6 separate regions of the Homo sapiens genome follow, and regions 1, 3, 4, 5 and 6 are each linked to region 2. A link is a loop called in an ENCODE intact Hi-C map of the cell type or tissue named here. Cell type or tissue: PC-3. All regions are shown on one strand.

Region 1 (4,000 bases), 190 kb after region 2:
CTCGAGGGTTCAGCGCCCAGGCCCCCTGAACGCCCCCGCTTCGGGGCTTGCGGACGCCCCAGCGGCCCCGCCTTCCTCCCGGTAACGGGATCTGGCGCGGGTCAGCGAACAGAGCAAACGCCCCCGCCCTGACACCCCCTCCTCTGGAGACCCTAGGTTTGTCCAGGACCCTCCCGGGCACTGGTAGCGCAGCCCGCGCGCCTCAGTCAGCACCCCACGCCCAGCCCCGGGCACTAATGCCCGGCACCGGCACCCCACGAATCCCGGCACGGGAGCCCGGGAGGGACCAGGACCGCTGAACTCTGCGGGTCGGGGAAGGGGACGCCGAGACCTGAGGAGAGGCGTTTGGCTGTGAGGGAAGCGGGTGAGAGCGCGCGGAGCCCCAAAGAGAGGCTGCGCGGGCAGCCCGCAATGCGGCCAGGCCGGGATGTCCCGGAAGGACGCGGGAGCCCCAGGGGACAATGCCGGGGATCCTCGCCCCCGGGAAAGGGGCGGGGTGGAGCAAGTCCGCTCGCAGTGCAAGAGTGGGTACTTTGGGGATCCTGGGGGAAAGGGAGACGGCGCGAAGGAGTGAGTGAGAATCAAGGCCAGGCAGGAGGCATGAGGAGTGCTGAACGGGTCAGGGGGACTAGGGCTGAAGTCGGGGTGGCAGCGGGCACAGGTGGGAGAGGGAGGGATTTGCGCGGAGGGACTGAGCCCCGAGCCCGCCAGGGCATCCGGAGGGAGGCCCGGCCGGGGGTTTCTGGGGTTAGAGCCGCCAAGGCAGGAGGTCTTGGAGGACGTCCGGGGCCCAGCCCCGTGGGCAGGAAGACACCGGCGGGCAGGTTCCGCCGCTCCCGGCCGGGGGCGGGGGGCGGTGTAGCCTCTTACCTTGAAGGCCACGGGCAGGGTCTTGTTGCAGCGCCAGTGCGAGGGCAGCACCGAGCACAGGAAGTTGGGGCTGTCGGTGCGGACGAGTTCGGCCGGGTGGTCGGCGATGATCTCCACCATGGTGCGGTTGTCGTGGGGCGGCCGCAACCGGGGCACTGCAGCTGCCGCCGCCGCAGCCGCCGCCGCCGCCGCAGCCGCCGCCGCCGCCTCCTGCTGCTGCTGCTGCTGTTGCTGCTGCTGCTGCTGCTGTTGCTGCTGCTGCTGTTGCTGCTGCTGTTGCGCAGCCACCACCGGGCTCACGTCGCTCATTTTGCCGGGCTGCAGGCTGCTGGAGGGGGGGCTGAAGCGCCGGCTGGTGCTCGGATCTACGGGAATACGCATCACAACAGCCACAAGTTAGCGAAGTGGCCGGGGGAGGGGGAGGAGGGTGGAAATGAGGGGCAAGGAGGAAATTGGGGGGGTGAAGGCGAGACGGGGGGAAAGAGGATGGAGGTGATGGGGCTGAGGAGGTGAGAAATCAAGTTTGATGAGGCCGACTGCCGGGCGGAGTCTGATGGGCCAACAGAGTCTGGCGATGCGGCGCAGTCGGGCTGGCGGGTAGGGAGACCCGGGAGGCGCAGATCTTTGCCGGAGTCTTTGGAACACCCGGGGTGGCAGCTGCGAACGGGCGCGGGGGTGTGTTTGGCCTGGGGAGGCGGGGGACTTGAGTTTGCAGCTTGGAATGGGGTCCCTTGGGGCACCGCGTCCTGGGTGCGCTGGCGCCCCCTCCCAGTTGGAGTCCGGTGGTGAAGCGGTGTGGGTTCAGCAGTCCAGCCCCGGGGCCGGCATTGCCGCGCGCTGCCCGCCACCGCCGCGCCGCGCCGCGCGCTGCTACCCAGCTGCAGGCGGCCGCGCCTCCGCCCTCCCGCGCCGCCGCCTCCGCGGCGGCCGCCGCTCCCCCCGCGCGGGCTGCACGCTCAGATTCCTCCCGCGGCGGCTGCCAGCCCGGCTCCCCGGCTAGGCTCCTTCCTTTCCCTTCTTTTCTTCTCGCCCTCTCACAGCCACCTCTTTGCATCCACTCCCTCCTGCAATTTGCAAAGCTCCCCTGTCTCTCGCGCTTCAAGGTGCCAAGAGGTAAGTCGTGGGCAGCGGATCTCGGGGCAACGAATCTCGAGCCTGCGAATCGCAGCCGCTGCCGCCGCCAGCCGGCCGCGAGAAGGAGCCCCCCGCGCGCCGTGTGCAGTTTCCGAAGCCTAGAGGCGGCCCCAGACTAGGGGCAATCTCGCCAGGTCGCGTCCTCTTGCTCTCCCCACCCCTAGGACAAGGAACCCCCTCTTTGTAGGAAGAGATTGAAGCCGAGACACCAGAGAGCCCCCGGCTGATCTGACTGTCGCTATTTTTCGTTGTAACTTCAGGAGAGGAGGAAAGAAAATTCTTGAGCCTCTGTGCTGACTTCTCAGCACTCTTCACCCTCCCACCTCTACCCCCACCTCTGTCTGAGCGACTCCCAAGGGAAAAAGATTTTGCAGGGTTTGGGTGTTTTTTGTTTTAAGTGACACAAAAAAAATGAGGAGGGGGGGTGGAGGGAGATCTAGTCAAAATAGTTTTTAGGAACTCAAGTGCATAGCTGGACATTTCTTTTTTCTTATATATTCAATCTTGTCATTCCTAGAGAACAAGAATGAGGTGTTTGTTTGTTTGTTTTTGTTTTAAGGACTGAAAAACTGTCAGCTTTGTGATTAAAATAAGTTGCAAAACCCTTGCTGGGGAAAAGCACCAGCCGTTTTCCATGAATTTAAATATTTTATTAAGTCTATTCTACATCTAAGACTAAGTTTCGTGTCTGTCTTCCCCAGCGCTCACGGGGAAAAATTAAAAATACGAACTAAAAAATTCAAAATGCTTCCGTGGCTGTTTATTTATGTATTTATTTCCTAGTGTGGGTTTAAAAAGCGACTTTGGATCCCCCAAAAAGTTGTGGTCGAGAGGATGAAGGAGCGCGGAAAAAAAGCGGCACTTTTTACCTAAAATGTGGTTTTTGGAGGCTGGGATTTCTAATGATTAGGTTTTTGTGGTTTATATAGACACGACTCTGGCTAAGTCGATCATTACGCTGATGAGAGTCAGAGCACGTGGGTGTCTACGACCAGCCTCAAACTCTGAGCCTTCAAAACAAATAAAACAATGTGCTGCGCCCGCAGAAGCCGGGAAATCCGCTTGAGGCTATTACACCCCAAGAAGGGGGCACAGGGCCGTTTTACCCTCGGCGTTGTGTACTACTACGTTTCTTGCTTATTACCAAACTCTTTAAAGCCTTCCAAAGCTTGAAAACGTGTTTGCGAAAAAAATCATCAGTTGCCAAAGTTTCAAAGATTCCTAGTGGAGTAGCTGACACAGTAACAAGTGATTTTATAAAATAAATGAAGAATTAGAATGCCTCCCCCTCGAAGCATCAAGGAAGAAAGATGGTTGGGTCATCTCTCACGCCCTCCCATCTTATTTAAAGCAATTCACATACCCATTACTGGGTGTTTTTATTGCTCAGTGCAAACGCCTCCCTCACCCTCGTAGCGACCTGCCACGACCCTCCCTGTCTGGTTTTAGAGCTTTGCTCCCACTCGCTGAGCCCACGCCCGGGTCTGCGCCCTAGAAGGGGCCTGGAAGGGCTCTGAGAGCATGAGGGGCACGGAAGATGGGGGCCTGGTGCCAGTCGCGGACTCTGGAGCCCTTTCGAGTACAAGATGAGCTTGGGGGGCTGTGGTTGCGTGACTCGGGATCGCCCCGCTGAAGAGATGCGCGGGGGACTGAGGGTCTGCCAGACCGCGGGAGCAGAGGTGGGGGTGCGGGGTAGCCAGGTGTGCGCTCTCGAGGGGTAAGGATGGAGTTCAGGGGATACTACTCTGTCCTTCCTAATTGGGGCTTTATTTTTACCTGCCCTTCCTCCATGCACTGCTCCACGCCTCCCTCGTCGGTCTTTCCCTTTCCCACGTTTCTCTCCACGTTCCTGCCTCTTCCCCAAATCCCTCCACAGACACTAGCCCCAAGCCGCGCCCCTCCCGCCCCACAGCCGCCGCCTGCCACTGCCACCCTCGGTGACTCCGAGAAGCGATTCTGCGCCACCGGCTATGACACCTGGTCCCCAACCTACTCT
Region 2 (4,000 bases):
GTAGAAATATTCTAGCCTGACTGCCTTACTGACACATAAATCTCTACTCCATCGTACCTGAGAAGTGGCTGTCTATTCCTCACCTGAATGCTTCCTCTGACAGAGTTTTATTTTAAAACAAGCTCTAATTGTTAGAAACTTCTTCCTTATATGTACAGCTGTGAAAAAGAATGAGGAAGTTCTCTCTGTACTGATGTGGAAAAATCTCCAAGATATACTATCAAGTTAAAAAAAAAAAAAAGGCCAGGTGCTGAACAATATGTCTAATATACTAGCTTTGGAACTTAAAAAATAAGAAAAATAAGAATTGACGTTCACATTTGCATATATAATATATGCATTTTAAAACTCTGATAAAATACAGATGAAATATAAAAATAATGGTTGAATACTGGAGAAAGGGGAGAACTAAGCAGAGAAAAATGAGAGCTAAGACATTTGTGAAATTGATTGTATGCCAGCAACTGTTCTAAGTACTTTATGTGGATGTACTCATTTAATTCTCACAACGATCCTATTAGATAAGTACCATTATTATCCCCATTTTTCAGATGAGGAAGCTAAGGTTCAGAGAAGTTAAGTAACTTGCCAAAGGCCACACAGCTAAGAAGTAGCAGGACTGGGACAAACTGAGGCAGCACAGCTTTCAGAGACTACACTCTTAAGGACCATCACAAACTGTCCCTACTAGAGTACAAGGGTGGGAGGGAGGCTTTGTCCTGTATTTGTCTTTATGCTTTTTGTTAGTTAGGTTGGTTGGTTGGTTAGTTGGTTCATTATTTATGTATTTATTTATTTGGTTGGTTAGTTGGTGGGTTGGTTTGGTTGGTTGGTTGGGTTTTGAACCATGTGAATGTATGCTATATTTAATAAGAATTTCTCTGGCTGCTGTCAGGAGACAAGGTTAAAAGCTGGGGGACCAGTCTGAACAACCACAACAAAAAACTGCTTTCCTGCTTTTTTGTCATAGGTTGGTTCTCTGGGCAGCGATCAGATCCTGCTAAATGAACCCTTTCCAGGAAGGAAAAGAACATTTTCAAGTCTGTCTGCTGATCCCTGGATGCCCCAGGCTTTCATACTTGTCACCATGCTGGTTAGTCTTCCCCAGATACACCCTGGGACCTCATTGCCCTCTTAAGGTGGGGTCCCAAATCCAGCCCAGTTCTTCAGCACTAGTCTAGCCAATGTGACTATTACCTCCTTGTTTTGAGAACTGCATTTCTACTAATGCAGCCTGTTTGCACTTGGAGTTTCCAGAGTCCTCATTTCTGTGTTGCCATTAACTGCAACGTCCAACACTCACCCTCATGTGCTCCTGCCTATTCAGCTCCTCCCCATTCCTGACTGGTACAGTTGTTTCTGAGCCCATGACTGGGACATTAAATCTCTCCCCATTAAACTTTAGCTTGTTAGCCCATTTGATCTATTGTTCCAGCCTGGCTCAGTTGAATCCTGACACCATTTTCCAAAATAGTCAAGATCCTTCCCAGCCTCATGTAAGACAAGTATTAATTATTCCCATTTGGCTGTTAAGGACACTTAGCCCCAGAGAGGGGACATGCCTAACATCTCACAAATTGTGCCAGGGGAGGAACGAACCAAGGGCTCTTGACCTCCACTCAGTGCCTGTTCCAGGAAGTCCTGGTGTTGTACTAGGTCCACAGCCCGGGCCTGCCAGAAGAATTCCATCCTGCAGGCACTATGGCTCAGGACTGCATCCCAGGGTCCAGCACTGACACCTTCAATAGGAGCTGGACAAAGGGAGTGCACTAAGGCAGACTCATACTCAAGCTTCACAGGCAAGAAGGAAGGCCGTCATGTGCATGGCACATGTTCAAAGTTGGCTGGTGATTATAGCAGCTTAAAACATCATGTTCTAGATGAGTTGCTGGGGGTTTTCTGAAGCGTGTGCCGAAATCAGAGATGCCATGGGGATGACATCTTCCTTATCTGTGAAGTGATGTGATGTGGAGTTACTCAACGAGCAATCCCCAGAGACCACAAACCAAGAAACTGATCCAGGAATTCCACTCTTGTTCTTCCGCCAGATGTGCAGGTTGAAGTGTGTTTCCACACTCCACATGTCTTCTCTCCCAGAGACGAGGTCAGACAGCTATTTCAAAGATGGGTTAAAAAAAAAAAAAAAGGGAGGGCATTGCCTACCTAATCCACAGACTGGTCACATGTCTGATTTGGCAAAATGGGTGAACAAAGTGAAAACAGGGCAATTTCCCAGGATCCAATAATTTGTGGTCATGAAGACACCAGAAAACATGGCAGGGGAGACAGAGAACCACGACTGGGCTGATCCGCGTGCTCCGGGACCGCCATCTATGGGAAAAGCCAAGAAAGCAAAGCACAAGGAGCAACAGGTGCCTCCTAGAGAACTGAAAATGCCTTTGAGATGAGGTGATGCTGGGTTGAGGAGAAGTGAGCCAATCAGATTTGTTGAAAGCCAGCCCTCAGTAAAGGTCATGGCAGGACACACCTCAACATCTCAAATTAAGTCTCAGATGCCATCAGGAACTCCGGCTTGACTAGATAGGAGTGGAATTTAAAATGAAAGCTTTCTAACCCGGAAACCAAAACGTGGTCTCTAATTCTGACCCTGCCTTATTGTAGTGGTTTTTGAACATCCTATGACCAATGTGTGCCTCAGTAACCCCCGTTTTCAAGGTGACTTGTTGGGAGGGTAAGAGGCAGAATAAAAGAGATGATGAAATCCACCCTGCCAGCCTCACTGGTGTCCTATAAATTCAGAGACGATAACATCAGGACATTCTTCTGAATTACTTAAAGAATGACAGAGAATAAATAGGATTCTTTATGACTGCTATTATGATGAAATTCATAAAATTTCCTGTGGGGGTGTTTTCTGAAATCCTGAAACACAATTTCATTCTCAACTATGTAACAGTTTTCACCTTGTCAAAATTCTTAACAGAAAGTCCCCAGGACCCCGTCATGGGAAATTAAACCCCTGGAGAAGTAGAAAAGCTACTAGAATATGTCCTTCTGACCCCAAACCAGGAGTAGGTTAGTGCGGGAAGATGTTTCGAGTATGTTCAGTTGTGAACTGGGTGCAGCTGGCACCCCTTAACGGATAAAACTGGTTCCAAGAATGAGTCATACTGATTATACCCTTGGGACATCATTCATAAATATCATCTGTCCCCAAAGACTTCCAAAACACAGGAGTCATGGCAAAACACACACACATATATACATGTAAGCAAGACTTCTAACAATCAGGCCATTGTTCGCAGCAGAAAAACCAGGCACACCCTTTATCTAAGATAAAAAAGAAAATGCAAAAAGCAATCAAATGAAACCTATCTTGCTTAACCTGAAAAACAGCAGTTGGATTAAAACATGTCTATGATCCATTTTCAGCAAGCCACTTTCCTGGGAGCATTTCAGTGAGCAGGAAGCTTTTTGGGGACAGTCCTCCCCTAAACAATGAAGTGCTCCTTGACACCTGTACTCATGTCCCTTTTGTGGCTAACTTCCCAATCAGTCCCAACCTCACTGAAGGGGCACAGCATCTGGTTAATTAAACCTCCTTCTTTCCTGTAAAAATATGTTATCAGAAAGTAGTTTTTGTTTTGTTTTGTTTTGTTTTATTAGGGAATACAACTTAAGAAACAAAAGTTAATTTCAGCATTTCAGGCACCTACAGTCTCCTGGAGAGGGGGTGAGATGAGGTGAAGGGGTTATGTATAATCTTCTCCCTAATTCCACAAGGGAAAACCTGGATTCAGCACCTCACAGGATTCCCTCCCACCTCCCGCTTCATCCCTGCACAGAGCAGAAAGTCTCTAAAGGGCCAGCCGTACACATGGCCATTTGGTTCGACTGTGGCATCTTACCCTAAACAAAACTCTCCCAAGTATGCCTTTCTACAGAAAATGACTGGCCTGAGAAAAGCTGGCCAGCCACATAGTGTGAAGCCAGGTGCAGAATATGTTCATCCTTGCTGAGCCTGCAGCAGTGGGGTAGA
Region 3 (4,000 bases), 110 kb after region 2:
TATCATTTTTTTATGTACTTGATAGAAGGCCTGTGTTTAGAACATTGTGAAAAAGTTTCAAAATATTGTGAGATGAGAATGGAGAGCAGGCAGGGAGGAGCCAGGCTGTGCTGACCCTGCTGGGCCATGCTAGACATTTTAATCTTTATCCTAAATGCAATAGGTCACCTTAGAAGATGTTTAGGTATAGAGTGACATAATCAGACATGCATTTTTAAAATCTCCCTCTGGCAGCATCCTAAAAGAAACAGGGCAGAAGTCCAGTCTAGGACCAGGCGTGCAGGAAAGGGTGTGGAGAGAAAACAACAGCTGGAATGGACACAGGGGTGGAGTCCAGGGGCTGCACTCAGGCTTCGGGCTCTTAGCTGCCTCCACACATCAGCTGATCACGGGGGCGAGGCTCCTGAGATGGCCTCAGGCTGGATCAGGATGAGTTCTGGATGGGTAAGGTGAGCCTTGAGTAATAGGCCTGCCTTGGGCCTACAGCTGGGAGTGATTTGGGCCGGCTCCACCTCACACCTTCTAATTCAGCGGTAGAACCTGGGCATCTGTATGTTTAACAAGCTCCCCAGGTGATGTGATTATGTGCCAAAGTTCAAGAACAATAGGCATAATTTTTATTAATGAAAGTTAGAAAGGAAAATTACCGAACCCTATTTTGATTTAATCTTCCCTATCAAAAAGGATGATCTTACATAGAAAGAGCAGAACAAACGTGCATAAGAGGAAATTAAGGCCCAAGAGAAGTGAGGAGATAAGGGAGAGCAGTGTGCTGCTTTAGATGAATTCAAGTCTCTGCTCCAAGATAAATGACATCCCACAACATGGCAAAAATGTAGGTAACTAGTACTCAAGGGGCTGCTTCTTGATGGAGCAGGGTCTAAAAAGTTTTTCCTTAGATTAAGTAAAATATGCCTCCCTATAACTCCAATCACTACTAATCTTAGTTTTGCTCTCTGGGATTACTACTCCACATGACAGCTGTTAAATTACTTGAAGATAATGCCTTTAAAGTTTACGACACAAAATACACTAGGTTTTACATTCCCTTATTCCATTTATCTTATTCTGAAAACAGCATTGCTATTGGTAAAATCTAAGTTGCTGAAACTAAGTTGTTTTGGAGCCACTGTTGGTGTTGACTTGCTTGCAGCCCACTAAAAACACTTTCAATAGCCAGTGTGCAAAGAACTTCTCACACTTCATCCCACAGTGACTATCAGAAAGCAGAATGGGCTCACTAAAAAACTGTCTCCTAGAATTACTAAAGCAATAGATTAGAAGGCAGCTCATCTGTCTATTGCATATCTGGACCTCAGCAAGATATATGCCTTATCTCTAAGTGATTTATAGCTAGTTAAAAAGCCTGCCAGAAAGTGGTCATTAATATATAGATTGTGGTCAGTTTAGACAGAGTTATATGGTGGCATAATCCAGGGCACAATAGTCTTATTTCTGTCCAGCATCTTCACCAAAGTCTTGAAGGATTAGAAGGGACCTTTCCAAGCTTCAAGATGAGACAAAGTTGTGAGGAATAACCCAACACAACAGAAGAAGAATCAGAACTACAAAATAACCCTACAGGATGGAAAGAGGAGGTGAAAGCAACATGATGAAATGAAATAAGAGCAAAAGTACAGTGCTGCATTTTGTCAACTACAAGACAGGATGGGGGAGCCTGCTCCAAGAGCAGAGTTTTTCATGGACTGACAGCCACAGTGTGATGGGATAACAAAAAGTTAACACAAACTTGGGATATATTAACAGAATATTAGTAGACCCCTACTGACCTGGTCAGGCATAGCTAGCGGATTGTGTTCTCAAGAGGCAGCATCAGGCTAGAGCACTGGAGAAGACAGGACAAGGTGTGGGACCTCTATCGGTCACATGAGGAATAGCTGAAGAATGGCTAAGAGCGCCCATCTACCTTCAACCTCTCCAGATGACACTCCTTCCCCTTCCCACCTGAACGAACACACGGATTTCCCCGTTAAATTTCCCTCTTAACCCTTCCACTCAGCTGCTGCTCATTTTCCCAGTCCAGATGGGTCAAGTCCTCTTTGGAAGTTCTTCCATCTACCAACCTGCAGGACATTCCCCCACATGGGAAACTGGCTCAACATCTTCCTTGTTCCCCTGTGTTGTACTGAATCCTACCTAGTCCTAGCAGACAGACGGTCCACGACAGCCTAGCCCACTCCTAGTCACAAACTGTAACCACTGTGGGAGAGAATCACATAATCATGCCAATTGGCTCTTCCCATGACCTCTACCTTCAGCTGGGTCCTCAAAGATGCTCATCCAAAGTCATTTTCCATTCCCACCATTCACCCTGGCAACAGCGCCAAACATTTTTCATTCTAAATCTTTCCCCCTACACCTTCACCCACTCCCCACCTAAAACTATCTGTCAGGTTTCACCTTCCTAAGACACAGATTTCCAATTTCAGCTCTGAGGATTTCAGAAATCTCCTAGCACCTCAGTTTTCATATTCTCTATATGGATCACAATCTGATTCTTCCGTTAAATCTTGTCTTTTAAAGTCTATTAAAACCAATTGTTTTAAGCCATTAAAAAGCAAGTCTTTATTACAATAAACAAAGCCCTAAAGAGAATCTGATGCCTCTAACTGGGAGTAGTGCCATACAGTTATATTCCTGGAATACTTTCGCATACATTAAAATGAAAACACTTTTTAGACTGATCATATCTATAATATATTATTGTTGCTATTAATACTGCACAGTCAATGTACACCAACTCTCTGTGTGAAGCCCTGAGATATGTGGAAGCATATCACATAAATAATGGATATGTGAAGCATATCCATTATTTAGTGTGAAAATATACCACCAGGGCATCTTTGCACAAAGCGCAGGCCTAACTTGCCCCTCTGCTGGGTTACCCCATAAGTTAATATTTCCTTCAACATTAATCTCCTATTCTGATCCTTTTGCCCATAGTCCATCACAAAAGGTAAAACAGGGCAAAAAAGGACCCTAAGCAACTAATAAAGGGGACAGGTATGCATACACGTGGGTGTACATATATACGTACATATACATATGTATATAAAACTAAAACTAAATATAAAACTAAAAGAGAAAGATGATGTGTTGGAAAAGAATAGGAGAACAAAATCAAGACTTCCTCTGCATGGAGAGTTAAAGACAGGCTAGAAATGGAACTGTTTTGGGGGAAGAAGGATAAAATGAGGCATTATATAGGAGATGAACCCTTCTTATCACAACTAAGTGTTAACTATGCATCTTATATTCCCAGATAGGAGAAAATTACAAAGACAATTTTTTGAAACAAAAAAATAATTTTTCTGGGAACATCACCCTCTCTACTTTTCTGAAAGCGTACTAAAGTCAGACCATCTTCAGTTAATAAGGGAATGCCAACAGACAGAAATCCAAACAGAGCACCTTTAAGAAGCTCATCTGTGGATACTGCTAACAGGCTAAGCAACAACATAACGGGTTGACCACCAGCCCTTCACAGAGTCCTAGGAAGCTTCATTCTTTAAAGCCAGCACAGGCTGCACCTAAAGTCTACTCTTCCTCATAATGTGGCCACCAGAGCAGAATCAGTATGAAATAGTGTTTACACACAGGATTTGAGCCCTTTCTAAAAATAAGGATTGTGACTAGCAACCTCCTGTACAGATTCCCTGCTCACACATGTGCAAGGCAGCAGCAAATTTGCCCAGCTGCCCCACCTGAAACATCTCAAAGGAAGAAGACAGGGCAAAACTTCCCAGGAACTTCAGAAATTACAACACTGCACCACCAAAGTAAAAAAGAACCACTTCCAACAATCTGTCTTTCAATGCAGTGACTTCAGTTCCTTGACACAAGTTGCCTACAAGTGAGCAGGACCACAGTGACTGTGAAGTCTGAGAATTCACTTGACTCCCACTCTCCTCCATACCCACACTGATGGTACCCTACTGTCATTCTTCCTGCTCACCAACAGTATCTGAGCCTCTTATGG
Region 4 (4,000 bases), 160 kb after region 2:
TTTAACATAAATTTGGATAAAAAGTTCCAAAGCAACTCAGTGCCTGCCCATGGCAAAAGTGTAAAATAAGGGATTTAATTTCCTCCCCGTTTGCTTTCTCCTCTGCAGGAACATTCCCTCTGACCTCCTCCCCACTCACTGACCCTAGACCTCTCCAGAGTTCTCCAGAGTGACAGGAGCTTAGAAACATTTCCCTTCCACCATCTTTCATGAATATTATCTGTCCTGTGTTCCATTTCCTTAAATACTACTCCAGCTAACCTGATAATAATGACCTGAAAGTTTCAATACAAAGGAATGACTGGAAGTGTGGATCTCAGGCACTCAAAGCAGACAGGCTTTCAGCAGAACGCCTCTCACATCACCGCATGTTGGCAGCAGCTAACACACACAACTGCTAACATTTTCAGGAATAAAAACTCTCTGAGAGTTTCACACTAACAGTTTCTCATTGAAGGAATTACTGAAGGATCTACATCAAGAAAAAAGCAAACTCAACTTAAAAGGAAGAACTAAGGTGAAAGAAGGAATGATAAGCAAATGAATCAATAAACATAATGGATAAATACAAGTATAAACATTTTTTAAACACCGATAATGACTAATCCAGGAAATATAAAACAAGGATCTACTAAAATATCAGATAACGACATTAGAAGAGAGGGGGTGAGACTGCAGTTTAAAGAATGCTAAAGTTCTTGTATGGACAGAGATCATGATTAATTTTAATAAGACAAATATACATATTAAAATGGTAAAGATAATACTAAAATAAAAGAAACACATTCAATGATAACTTGCAAACCAATAGAGTAGGAAAGCTAGCATGTATCTAGAACAACAGAAAAGGAATACTCTGAAAGGAAAACATTTGCAAAAGAGAGAGATATGGAAATACAGAACCCTAAAACTCTCACCTTTCAATAACAAAATCTTGCACTCTTAAGAGTATATCAGAACTGGAAAGCATCAGGAATGCTCATTGCTACAGTTGACCTGCAGCAAAACTGTGATGCCTGAAGTTGGCAACCACTGGCCTCAAGGCCGGCAAAGGTCCTGCCTGCTGCACACTGCCACTCACTGTTTACTTTCTAGTACCCAGGATTTCACTGACCACTCCTCCCCTATCTTCCAAAACCTACTTCCCAAAAAATGATTCTATGTCACTTGTTTTTATCTTAATAAGAATTTAAGTCTGAGTTACCTTTTCCAGGGGTGCTTGGGTTTAAGCCTTAAACCTAAATTTTAATGAAGAGTTTTGGTCTTCCAACAAATAGATTTTCACCACCAGTGTGCAGTAGCAGAGAAATTATGAGAACTGGAGCCCTTCCTTTGCTACTTACAAACACAGTCTTTTATTTTAACTGTTACATATGATCTTGAATTAATATTTTAGACCTAAATGGTTTTTATGCCTTTTCTTAATTTCCAAAATTACTTGAACAAACAAGAGCAATTAATTATTTTTTATACCTGCTTAAATAAAAACTTTAGAGATTTTATGTGAAGGCCAAAGATGTTCTTTAGTTGACATCATAAATGTATCCTATAAAAATGCTAGGTATGGACAGGTATGAATGGGAAAAGCAATACAACAAATCTTTTTTTTCCCTGCTATTTTTAAGTATGTCCTATTCACTGGTCTAGTCTTCCTTGAAGAAATTGCCATGGCACAAACAAAATAGAGGTGAACAGAATATTTCAGTGATCTATCAGGAATTATCTTTCTTGAGAACGAAAGGTCATTATTATTTAAAAAAAAAAAAAAGAGAGACAAAAAAAGGGGGGGAGGGGAACCTCTTTCTCTCAAGTCCCTGTCAAGTCCCTAACACTATTTTCAGAATGAATGATCTCTGACTTACACTAAGATACAAACTACTGACACATTTGGATCAAGCATGTATGTGTTTTTAGAACACATATCACTTGAAAACTTGCCATGCTATATTTAGTTAGAAGTAAATATATCAACTGGAACATATGCATGTGGAAACTGTGCTCTTGCTGTGAAAGCTACAGCACCTTGTTAACACAAGTCCAATACAATGAAAACGCATATTCAGAGCTGGGAAGCCAGGGAAGAGTGCAAAGGAGGGACACGAGCATGTTTTAACGGCTGTGATAATTTGCCATGAAAGGATGTTAATGCCATAGCTCCTTGCTGCAGCATGCCATGTGCTGCTGAATTAAATTACTGCCATGCAGTCTGCGAGCGAAGGAATGTGTAAACAGGCCATATATCCTTGCATCAGTTCCACAGAATGTTGCACAACACAAAATGCCTCTCGATGTGTCATTTCCTTCTTGGCTATCTTCCCAGCTCCTGACAGCCAGTCAACAAAAAAAAAGGACTGAAAGATATTTAAAACTGGTCTTCTCAAGAGCACATTCCACCAACCACCAGACATAACCTCCACCAGCGCTTCTGACCCATCCCCCCGCCCCCCTCATCCTTCTTGAAGAAAGGGAAACAGAGAACAGTGGGGTTTTCTTACTGTTATTATTCTCTTAAGTTAAAGATTTTCAACGATGTTTTATATACTGGTAGCCAAGTGATTAATATCTATGACAATCAAATTGCTGCTTGTATTTGCCAACTTGTAAATATCAAAACATGGCATTTACCCATAAATTCTATTCCTTGGGCACTTCGGAGACAGTGAAGAACCCAGGGGAAGTCTGAAAGTCAGGAAGTTAAGGGCTTCTCTACTAATGCTTTGTGCTAAGGACTAAAACCCAGGCCTGCAGCATCTGGGGCATGGCACAAAGGCTATCAAGGTTTTTTCAAATCATCCTCACAGACTGCAAGAATGTGAATGCAAGAACTGTGTCCAGAAGAATCAAATAATCTTAAAAAATACATCTGCTGTCCCTCTATCCAACATATTTTACATGTACCCTCACCTTATTTCACATGTGACCAATCTCTAAATAAGCATCTTCCTGGGCCGGGCGCGGTGGCTCACACCTATAATCCCAACATTTTGGGAAGCTGAGGCGGGTGAATCACCAGGTCAGGAGTTTGAGACCAGCCTGGCCAACATGGTGAAATCCCGTCTCCACTAAAAATACAAAAAATTAGCCAGGTGTGGTGGCACACACTTGTAATCCCAGCTACTCAGGAGGCTGAGGCAGGAGAATCGCTTGAACCCAGGAGGTGGAGGTTGCAGTGAGCCGAGATCCCGCCACTGCACTCCAGCCTGGGAGACAGAGCAAGACTCCATCTGAAATAAAATAAAATAAAATAAGCATCCTCTTTTGGTAAATAAGCAAAAGTCATGGGCTAGCCTTTGGCATAAAAAGTCTATTCCTTCACCCAACTAAGATGAAAAGTAATGGAGGATAAAAGCGAGCTGCCGCTGACATCAGCTGGAATGAGGAAGAGAAAAATGTCAACCCCTCCATTCTCTCCACCCTTCACCAGGCTGGAAAGCAGTCCCAGAACTAGGTGGAACAGCGTAAGAGAAAAATGAGATGATGTCTTGCCTACACCACCTGTTTCGTTAAGTCTGTTCACTCAAGTTTGTTAAGGTAAAACTTCTGCAATTGGACATGCCTCAAAAATACAGAGAAATAAAACTTCTCTGAACAATTACAGATTTGTTGATGAATTGGGCACAACTGAGAATAAGCAAACAGGAAAAGAAAATAGTTTAGCTGCAGGACCTAAGCCTAACAAGCTGAGTGAAGCAGGATACTAAGGCAAGCCTAGAAATACCAACAGTACCCTATACTTCCAGATAACCTCTCACTAACCTAAGCCCCAGACCCTTACTGAAGCTACACACAAAGACAAGCAGAGAAATGTTGCAGCCATGTACTCTGAGCTTGCAAGAAAGGAGCTAGATCACCGGAGGGAAAAAGGCAGAGCTTCTCCTTTTTCCCACCAGGTTGAGACAGGTGGCTGGCTGATCAGTGGTGAATGCCAGTGCCCTGGCAGGAAGTACACAATTCACAGCTTTGGTCTCTCCTTGAGAGTAAATATGGTTTACCTACCTGA
Region 5 (4,000 bases), 100 kb before region 2:
GACTTAAGACTAACCCACAAGAAAATGTCATGGGGGACTGTGATACATACTTCCTAAAATTTGTTTCCTGTTCTACCCAACAGCCCTTGTGTTTTTGGAGTTCTAAAACTGAAGCCATGTGGTCAGTATAAATGGCAGAGTATTAATCAACTGAAAATAAATATTTCTGAGATCCAAGGGCAATAAAACCCTGTGGAAGCACCCACCCCCTACCCATTACTCAAATTCAGACACAAAGAGACTGCGTCTGTCTTCATCCTCACCATGATGACCCTTCATTTCAAGCAATGGAATATTTACAGCATCATAGTGGAGCTTGGGGTACAAGTGGGGCATGGTGCTGATAGCCCTGTGTTCGGTGGGACACTGCCCTGGTGGTGGCAACTGGTGCATGCTTCAGTTCTCCTCCTTGATCCTCAGCCACGCTCAAGTCGGTGTTTGCTGCGCAACTCAGCGTCGCTGCTGCCCCTGCTAATGAGAATTACATTGTCATGTAATAAGTACCTTCCTTGAGTCCATGAAAATAAAAAAAAAGTCTTAAAAAGAAAGGAAGAGCATCATTTCCACGTTTGAGGACCTCAAGATTGGTTAGAAATTAACTATGACACCTGCCCCAAGTGGTCAAGATGTTGTCCAATAATAAGTTGTCACCAGGCTGGGTGCAGTGGCTCACGCCTGTAATCCTGGGATTTCGTGAGGCTGAGGTGGGTGGATTGTCTGAGCTCAGGAGTTGAGACCAGCCTGGGCAACACGGCAAAACCCCGTCTCTATCAAAATACAAAAAATTAGCCGGGTGTGGCAGCATGTGCCCGTAGTCCCAGCTACTTAGGAAGCCGAGGCAGGAAAACTGCTAGAACCCGGTAGGCAGAGGTTGCAGTGAGCCGAGATCGCACCACTGCACTCCAGCCTAGGTGACACAATGAGACTCTGTCTCTAAAAATAAAAATAAAAATAAAAAAGTTGTCACCAATAATTGAAAAGTGGGCTAGTTTATTCATTCATTTCTAATCAAGCAGATGCCACAGTGTTATTTGATACTAACATCTGATCTTTGATACTAATATCTGACCTCTCACTTCAAAAATTGGGAAATATTTCTTCACATGGTTCCTCTGACACCGTGAGCCAATGGCCTCTTGCTGGGCACTCATGAGGTATAGAGCCTAACATTATTAGCTTAATAATAACAACTTTTAAAAACCTAGAGAACAATAAAATGAATAAAGTGCCTCAGATATTGCACTTAACTCCGTTCCCTAAGTCAGCAGCTACAACAATGCTGGTTTGAGTTGATTGATCCAGTTCATGGGCAGACCTGAAGCCGGCTCAGCCCCACATTTAGGTAAGATCCGAGGGGCGCCAAGAAACTTACCCTTGGTGGTGGCATTCCAGTAAGTTATTCATATTTTGAGTGAAGGGAGTGGGAGTTTGGAGCTTTGTTTGTTTTACCTTTTTGTAAAGCAGTGGAAACCCTCTTTCAAACAAAATCTCTGAGGGCCCCTATGTAGACGATACTAGCGCATTCTTAAGTAGTATTTACTGTATGCCAGATGTTTTAACTCATTTAGTCCAACAATTCTACAAGGTAGATACAGTGTGCTGTTACTGTTCATACTTTACAGATGGCAAAATTAAGGCACAGAGAAGTTAAATGATATGCCCAACATCACACAGCTGTAGGTGCTAGAGCTGGGTTTCCATCCTGCCTGGTCTGGCTCCAGAGCCCACCCTTTCATAGATCACACTGTGTGACCCCAGTATAGAGTGTTTTTAAGGAGGCGTATAAAATCAGAACAGCTCTGGCTGGAGCTCTGATAGAGGGCGGAGGGTTCCAAGCTTTCTATAGTGACCCTCAGGTACATCCAAGGAAGATGAGGACTTCAGGAAACCAGTGGATTAAGACTTTATCTACCTAAGATCACTTTAAGATCACATTTACTTCTTGAGGAGTAACAAATTAGTGCATTAGTAGGAATCTATTTCCAATTACCAGGGTCTTTAGAGAATGAAACTTAGGTAAGTGGTGACTGGGAGTCCCTGGCTACAGGGCAGGGATATGGAGAGCACACGGGTAGAGGGAGTGCTGGACTCGAGTCTGGACAGTAGGAGGGGAGGGGGCTGAGAGAGGCAGTGCCTCCAGGACAACCAAGCCTCTACTTGACAGGCAAGCTGGAGGTCAGGCTAACAGCAGTGCTTGTGACCAGTATTTGAAAGGGCCTCCGGGCAAGCCACTCTCTGGGTGCTGAACACTAAACAGCAGGTTGGTCCCTGGCAGAGGCATAGCGTGACCAGAGCCGTGGGGGTGGGTGAGGAGAACAGTCTGACGTGAGAGTGTCAGGGCTCCCCCCATGAGGTGACACTCAAAGTTTCAGTTTTTATCTTGATAAAAAGTTTGCAATTTTCACAATTGCAGAACAAATAGAACCATGACTCATATTTCACAATTTGCCTGGCAAATTCACTATGTGATCATGTTTCTGACAACTGCATGTTTTCCAGGGGTGAGGGGACATCAGGATAGAACATTTGGCCCGAGGGGCATGTTATAATGGGGGACAGTGGGACACACATTGCCCCCACTTCATGTCTTAGGTTCAATACCAGAAGCCAGTGATTCATGCTGTGCACAGGTCTCAGTGGACCTGGGAGTACATCACAAATTCTGAGGTATCCATGTGTATATTTTACTGTCTGATTTTTAATCATCTCTGAGCCACATTTTCATCCTCTGGAACTTCACGGGATAAATTACTTGAGGTTCATCATTTAAAAATTTTTTTTGAAATTTGAATAGCATAAGTTTGAGTAGCAACTTTCAAGATAATGTAATTTAAGAGATGATGATACACGTGATGAAATGTGACACTTTAAAGGAACAATTAAAACACCCATTGAAACTGAAAAACCAGAGTTTCGCCCTCCGGTTTCTAACTAAGGAATTGAGTCAGAAGTTCTGTAGTCTTCTGTGGAAGAAATAGACATGAGGGCCAACTCTGTGTCACCCGTAGATAACACCTAGTACCACGTCAGCAGCATGAGATAATGAATTATTATTTGTCAAATGAATGATAAGTACATAGACGCAAATACATAAGCATACAGTCCACACCAGCTGAAATACAGGGCCCAGTCTTATTCTTAGGAATCATTTCCCTATTCAACATGCTAATAATATTTGTTCCTTTTTTTTTTTTTGAAACGGAGTTTCGCTCTTGTCGCCCAGGCTGGAGTGCAATGGCACGATCTCGGCTCACTGCAACCTCCGCCTCCCGGGTTCAAGCGATTCTCCTGTCTCAGCCTCCTGAGTAGCTGAGATTACAGGCTTGCGCCACCATGCCCAGCTAATTTTTTTGTATTACTAGTAGAGATGGGTTTCACCATGTTGGCCAGGCTAGTCTGAAACTCCTGACCTCAGGTGATCCATCCGCCTCGGCCTCCCAAAGTGCTGGCATTATAGGCATGGGCCACTGCGCCCGCCCATTTGTTCCTTTTTAAATAAGCGTTGATTAATCTTGGAAACAAGGTTTATATAGACAGCAGAAACTTATCTTGCAATGGTTATATCTCACATTCGTTGAGCACCTTTTACTCAGATCCCTTGAAATGGTCCAATTTTTGATTCTCAGAGCACTAGTGGGCTGTTAAGCCCCAAGGTAACTGTGATATTTTCCCATATCTCCCAAACCACCCAGTGTGGCAAGTGTAATTTTGTTCATTTTAGGAGATGAAGAATTGAGAGACATCCAAGCCACAAAACAGGAAGGGACAGAATTGAGATCCTAGGCCAGGTTAAGCCCAATGCCCGTGGTCTTTATATCAAGGGCTAACAGCCTTAGTGAAGATGGGGGTGTCTGCCTGCCCCTTCTGCAATGTCAGTACCGTGAAGGCTCATTGAACCTCAGTTTTCATCATGTAGAAATTTGACCCCTTCAGTGCTGCAAGGGCCTCCCAACAGGTCCCAAGTCCATGCTTATTCCCACCCAGGCTGCCCCCCACCTTC
Region 6 (4,000 bases), 51 kb after region 2:
AATGGCACTGATGCTCCTAGACTGGATTTCTCATCCTCTAAGTCAGGCCTGGTATGCTAACTTCATCTATGTTTTAAATAAAGTAACATATAACAGGTCTTTAATTAATAAGGTTAGCTGGAGCATGGTATGGGATCAGCATGTTGGAAATTAATTTATATAAGAAAGTTTTAATAAATCAGTTTGCCTAAATTTATAACAAATGAAAATAGGTTCATGAAAACTAGGACATTAAAAAAGTAGTTAATGAAAATATAATGCAGAAGGTGCTACTATTATGAAGGAAGGAAATATCTCTTACGGTGAGTGAGTATAGAAACTGCTTGAAATAGATGTCCTGACCCTTGACTTCCAATCATCTGTCTATGGGGTGATCCTTCAAAAGTGATTTGACCTCTCTGGGATTCCATTTCCCCATCCTCTACAAAATGACCATTTTGCCAGTTCTGCAGTAAACAATGGACCCCATTCTCTTTCTTAATGTTAGACAGACTCTAGTCTTTTAAAACTCCCCATAATTTCTCCATTCCAAAAGCCATTCCAAATCTATAGGTAAGAGCTCCATGGTCCTTCAGCAGACCATCTGGCTGGCAATATATTATTGTCCCAAGTTAAAGAGAAGGTCAAGAGAGGTTAAGTGGCTTGTTCAAGGTCATGCATCTAGTTAGTAGGGGTTAAGGATCTGGAACCCAGAACTTTTTGCCACTTTCTGATGTCCCCCTTTCAATACACTGCTCAACCCCTTCAGGGAGAGTTGGCTTCATGGCTGCTACAACAGGGTGGAGAAAATGGAAGAGTAGATTTTCCCTCTTTGACTGTATGAAAATCACCCACTTTTAGAATACCAAACCACCCATATATGTGGTGGGAATGAAAGTCTTGTGTGACTAAATATAGATGCCAAGTACCTTACAAATATTTGAGTGTTTGCTTTAGGAAATGAGAAATGGAAAATGAAACTGGCTATAAACAGAAATCAAAACTGTCTAAATTCTCTCTATAAACTAATTACTACTTTTAATATCTGTTTTTTGCAATCTCAAGAATTCATGAATTTGCTTAAAATAAAGAATGGCATGACAAAAACCTCTTTTACTGAAATGGATTAAGTTGAACAGACATGCTTTCCAATACGCTTCTTAATGACGGCAAGCCTTCCAACATATTGGTCTGCCTATAGTAGCTGTTCAATAAATATTTTCAAAGAGAAGAAAGAAAAGAAGGGAGAGAGTGTGAGAGGGAGAGAGATAATTTCTATTATCTGGACTTTCAGTAAAATATAATATTTTTTTCCATATAGATTTAAGAAAATAGTCTGCAAGATACTTTAAGATACTTGGAGAGAAGCCTACCTATTCATTCAAAGTGATTTAAATCATTTAGGGCAAGAAACGGTCGTGCCCCATCCCTGGGCTCCTCCAGGCTTCTGCACACCAACACAAAGCCTTGCCCAGATCAGGGGTTCCACTTCAGATGTGAGGGAACTGGGTAGTGCCCCTTTGTCAGATTGCAAGGAGGACCCCAGAGCCATTCATAGAAAGGTAAGGGTTGAAGTTGACAGGAATTTCTTGGCTCGGGTCTCTTTCTAGTTAGATGAAGCCAATGCTGCCAAATTAAGTGCAATAATAACATTTTCAGTGACATTGTTCACACAAAACACAACATACCTACATGGAAAACCTTGGAAGAGACTACAGATTGAGGATTGGGATGGGGGTAAGGTCAACATTCTTGTTCTGAAGGTGTTGATGTATTCCATTCATGGTTTACGTGATACGATATCTCCGGGTTCCCTAGGGAAGAAGCCCATAGCAAGCCAATTGCCAAACTTAACCTTAATGAAATGGACTAATGGCTGTTGTAACAGCCTGAACCTTAATGTTCAGTAGAAAAATAGTTTATAAAATATATAGGAAAAAAACCTCTGTCAAAGAGCAACATTTTTAAAAATGTTAAAATAGCATTTTTTAAAAATCTTCCACTTCTGGCTTCAGCTCTATTGTGATTCCAACTAATTGAACATTTTATTTATGCTTTTAAAAACAATCTTAATTATTATCAACAATAATAAAACGTACCATCTAGTTTACATCTATTATGTGCCACACACTCTGCTGGGCATTTTTAGATCTCATTAATTCATTTACTTCTCATAACCTCCATTATACAGATGATACAGAGATTGTGCCCAAAGTTTGAGCTTAGGAACATAGTCTCTGGTATCAAGCAGATCTAGACTTGAGTCTTAATAGCTGTATAACCTTGGACAAGTCTGAACCTCAGTTTTCCTATCAGTAAAATGGGGATAAACACAGTACTAACTTCTTCATAAGTTGCTGGGAAGATTAAGATAAGGCACGTGAAACATTAAGAAAAGTGCCAGGTACATATGTGATCATGCTACTGGTACCAAATCTGAATTTTCCTCAAAAAGACATTAAAACAATGGGCTTCAGTGCCATCCTAAGTAGGGAAGGAGGAAAATCATCTTTGGCTCCCATTCCTTTCCCCCCAGGATGTTCATACTAGTGAGATCAAGGCCAAGTGAACTTCAAGGACAGCTAGGGAGGAAAAAATAGAAAGGATAATGTGCACTTTCTGCATTTCAGGGGAGGATGTGGCAATTGGAGAGAGAAAGTATGAGGGTTTAGGAGGATGATATGAACAGGAAAGGTAATGAAAGGGGTCTTTGGGGAACTTATTTTTGGGGCGAGCTTCTCAACCTCCTCCTAACATCCCCTTCTTCTCTCGCTCACTTTCCTGCAGGCCTTGGAAGCAAAGCCCCCAGGAATGACTGGAAGACAACACTCTGCAGACCCCTTCCACAGGGTACCCCTGCTCTCCAGGAAGGGCCTTCAGGGCAGCATTTGGAGGTGGCATGAGCTAGCAGCGGCGTGCAGCCTGGTCACTGTCTGATCTGGTCAGCCCAGCCGCACAGAACACCACACAGGCTCTGGCAGCTCCCTGGGAAAGAAGAAAGCAGCATCTTGCATGTGTGGCTTATTCTGAAAGGAATAGTATCTGAGGGATTTGATGGACTCTGACAGGGGGAAGAAGGTAGTGAAAAAGATGGAACAAAGATGCCATTTAAAAATACTGGCTCGTGTTCAGGATTTCGCTATTTTTTACTGCAAGGAACAAGTAAAAAAAAAAATCCTCCTATTGATGAGTATTTTTCTACAGTCATTAAAAGTCAAAGGACTCAGGGCTTCCGACTTTCCCTCTTGGGAAACCTGTAAGCTCGTCTTCTGGACAGCTTAGAAAAGGGCTGGATGGCGAAGGCGAGAGGCTTAAAGGCCCCCAGCAAGCAGCTCCGCCGAGGAACGGGTGCAGGGGACACACTGTGTTTTCAGTTCAGATTCTGTGATCTTTCTGCCAAACAGGGGTTTACAAAGCAAAAACCTCCAGAGAATTCTCATACTTTCTGGCTTATTCTCCTGGTGTTCGTCTTAACAGGAATCAGCTGTTTGCCTTCTCACTTATACAGCATGTTGCTGAGGCGAATTTAGCATCTGGCCTGGCTATTATTAAAAACAAGAACATCCTGCTCTGTTGGGAGAACAGCACCACTGGCAATAAAAGGACAGAGATCATTTGCATTCAGGATTCCAGAGATGTGTTTCAGTTCAATATCTGCGCTCCCTCCTTCCACCCCTGCTTTCATTTTAAGATTTCCTGATGCATCCATCACTTGCAGCGTGGTCAACTTTTTTTCTGAAACAGGCACACACAGGCAGAGCATATTTTTTCCTTTCACTGGGAGGCAGGAATGACTGGAGTTGTTCAAACACCGGTCCGTTCCTGCAATTCCTATGATAAAGTTGAACTACCAGAGGAATTTTTTTTTTTTTTTTTACAACTGCGGAAATGAAAAAGTAAACAAGACTGGGACTGCATTGGTATTTAGGCTCCAGCTTTTTGTTGTTGTTTTTGTCTTTCCCTTTTTTTAAGCCATTGGGCTAGGAGCCTGAAGGGACCATATAATATGAAAAACGCTGAG

Evidence for each region. Hi-C counts contacts between places; a loop is a spot of excess contacts. Peaks named below come from ENCODE experiments on the same cell type or tissue, not always from the same donor. Only the 100,000 strongest peaks of a DNase experiment are listed, where the experiment ranks them.
Region 1: a loop joins it to region 2, with 7 times the contacts of the local background. A loop is called at or near these places in 5 of 110 quality-filtered maps.
Region 3: a loop joins it to region 2, with 2.4 times the contacts of the local background. A loop is called at or near these places in 2 of 110 quality-filtered maps.
Region 4: a loop joins it to region 2, with 3 times the contacts of the local background. A loop is called at or near these places in 5 of 110 quality-filtered maps.
Region 5: it touches region 2 in a loop (9-fold over the local background); 6 of 110 quality-filtered maps call a loop at or near these places.
Region 6: it touches region 2 in a loop (3.0-fold over the local background); 3 of 110 quality-filtered maps call a loop at or near these places.

What each region holds. Positions count from the first base shown.
Region 1 is chr6:45,419,828-45,423,827 of GRCh38, reverse strand. RUNX2 (RUNX family transcription factor 2) reads right to left here. Exons shown (of 9, transcript NM_001024630.4): 3 at 871-1,235. LOC124901324 (a long non-coding RNA gene) reads left to right here and starts at 1,612. Exons shown (of 2, transcript XR_007059602.1): 1 at 1,612-1,983; 2 at 2,169-2,749. In PC-3, CTCF peaks have their summits at 1,860, 2,062 and 3,956; DNase peaks (open chromatin) are centred at 1,617 and 3,007; H3K4me3 peaks cover 4,000 bases; H3K27ac peaks cover 4,000 bases.
Region 2 is chr6:45,607,182-45,611,181 of GRCh38, reverse strand. No RefSeq gene overlaps it. Among named protein-coding and RNA genes, the nearest start is that of RUNX2-AS1, 32 kb to the right of the region's middle. In PC-3, a CTCF peak has its summit at 2,290; DNase peaks (open chromatin) are centred at 2,481 and 3,181; H3K4me3 peaks cover 1,562 bases; H3K27ac peaks cover 3,052 bases.
Region 3 is chr6:45,498,990-45,502,989 of GRCh38, reverse strand. The region is part of intron 6 of RUNX2 (RUNX family transcription factor 2); the gene reads right to left. Among named protein-coding and RNA genes, the nearest start is that of RUNX2-AS1, 76 kb to the left of the region's middle. In PC-3, a CTCF peak has its summit at 1,808; no DNase peak of the experiment used is centred here.
Region 4 is chr6:45,444,270-45,448,269 of GRCh38, reverse strand. The region is part of intron 5 of RUNX2 (RUNX family transcription factor 2); the gene reads right to left. Among named protein-coding and RNA genes, the nearest start is that of SUPT3H, 68 kb to the right of the region's middle. RefSeq lists an enhancer at 1,821-2,322. In PC-3, no CTCF peak of the experiment used is centred here; a DNase peak (open chromatin) is centred at 2,289; H3K4me3 peaks cover 906 bases; H3K27ac peaks cover 2,995 bases.
Region 5 is chr6:45,708,973-45,712,972 of GRCh38, reverse strand. No RefSeq gene overlaps it. Among named protein-coding and RNA genes, the nearest start is that of RUNX2-AS1, 130 kb to the right of the region's middle. In PC-3, no CTCF peak of the experiment used is centred here; a DNase peak (open chromatin) is centred at 2,302; H3K27ac peaks cover 3,546 bases.
Region 6 is chr6:45,555,925-45,559,924 of GRCh38, reverse strand. No RefSeq gene overlaps it. Among named protein-coding and RNA genes, the nearest start is that of RUNX2-AS1, 19 kb to the left of the region's middle. In PC-3, no CTCF peak of the experiment used is centred here; no DNase peak of the experiment used is centred here; H3K4me3 peaks cover 724 bases; H3K27ac peaks cover 759 bases.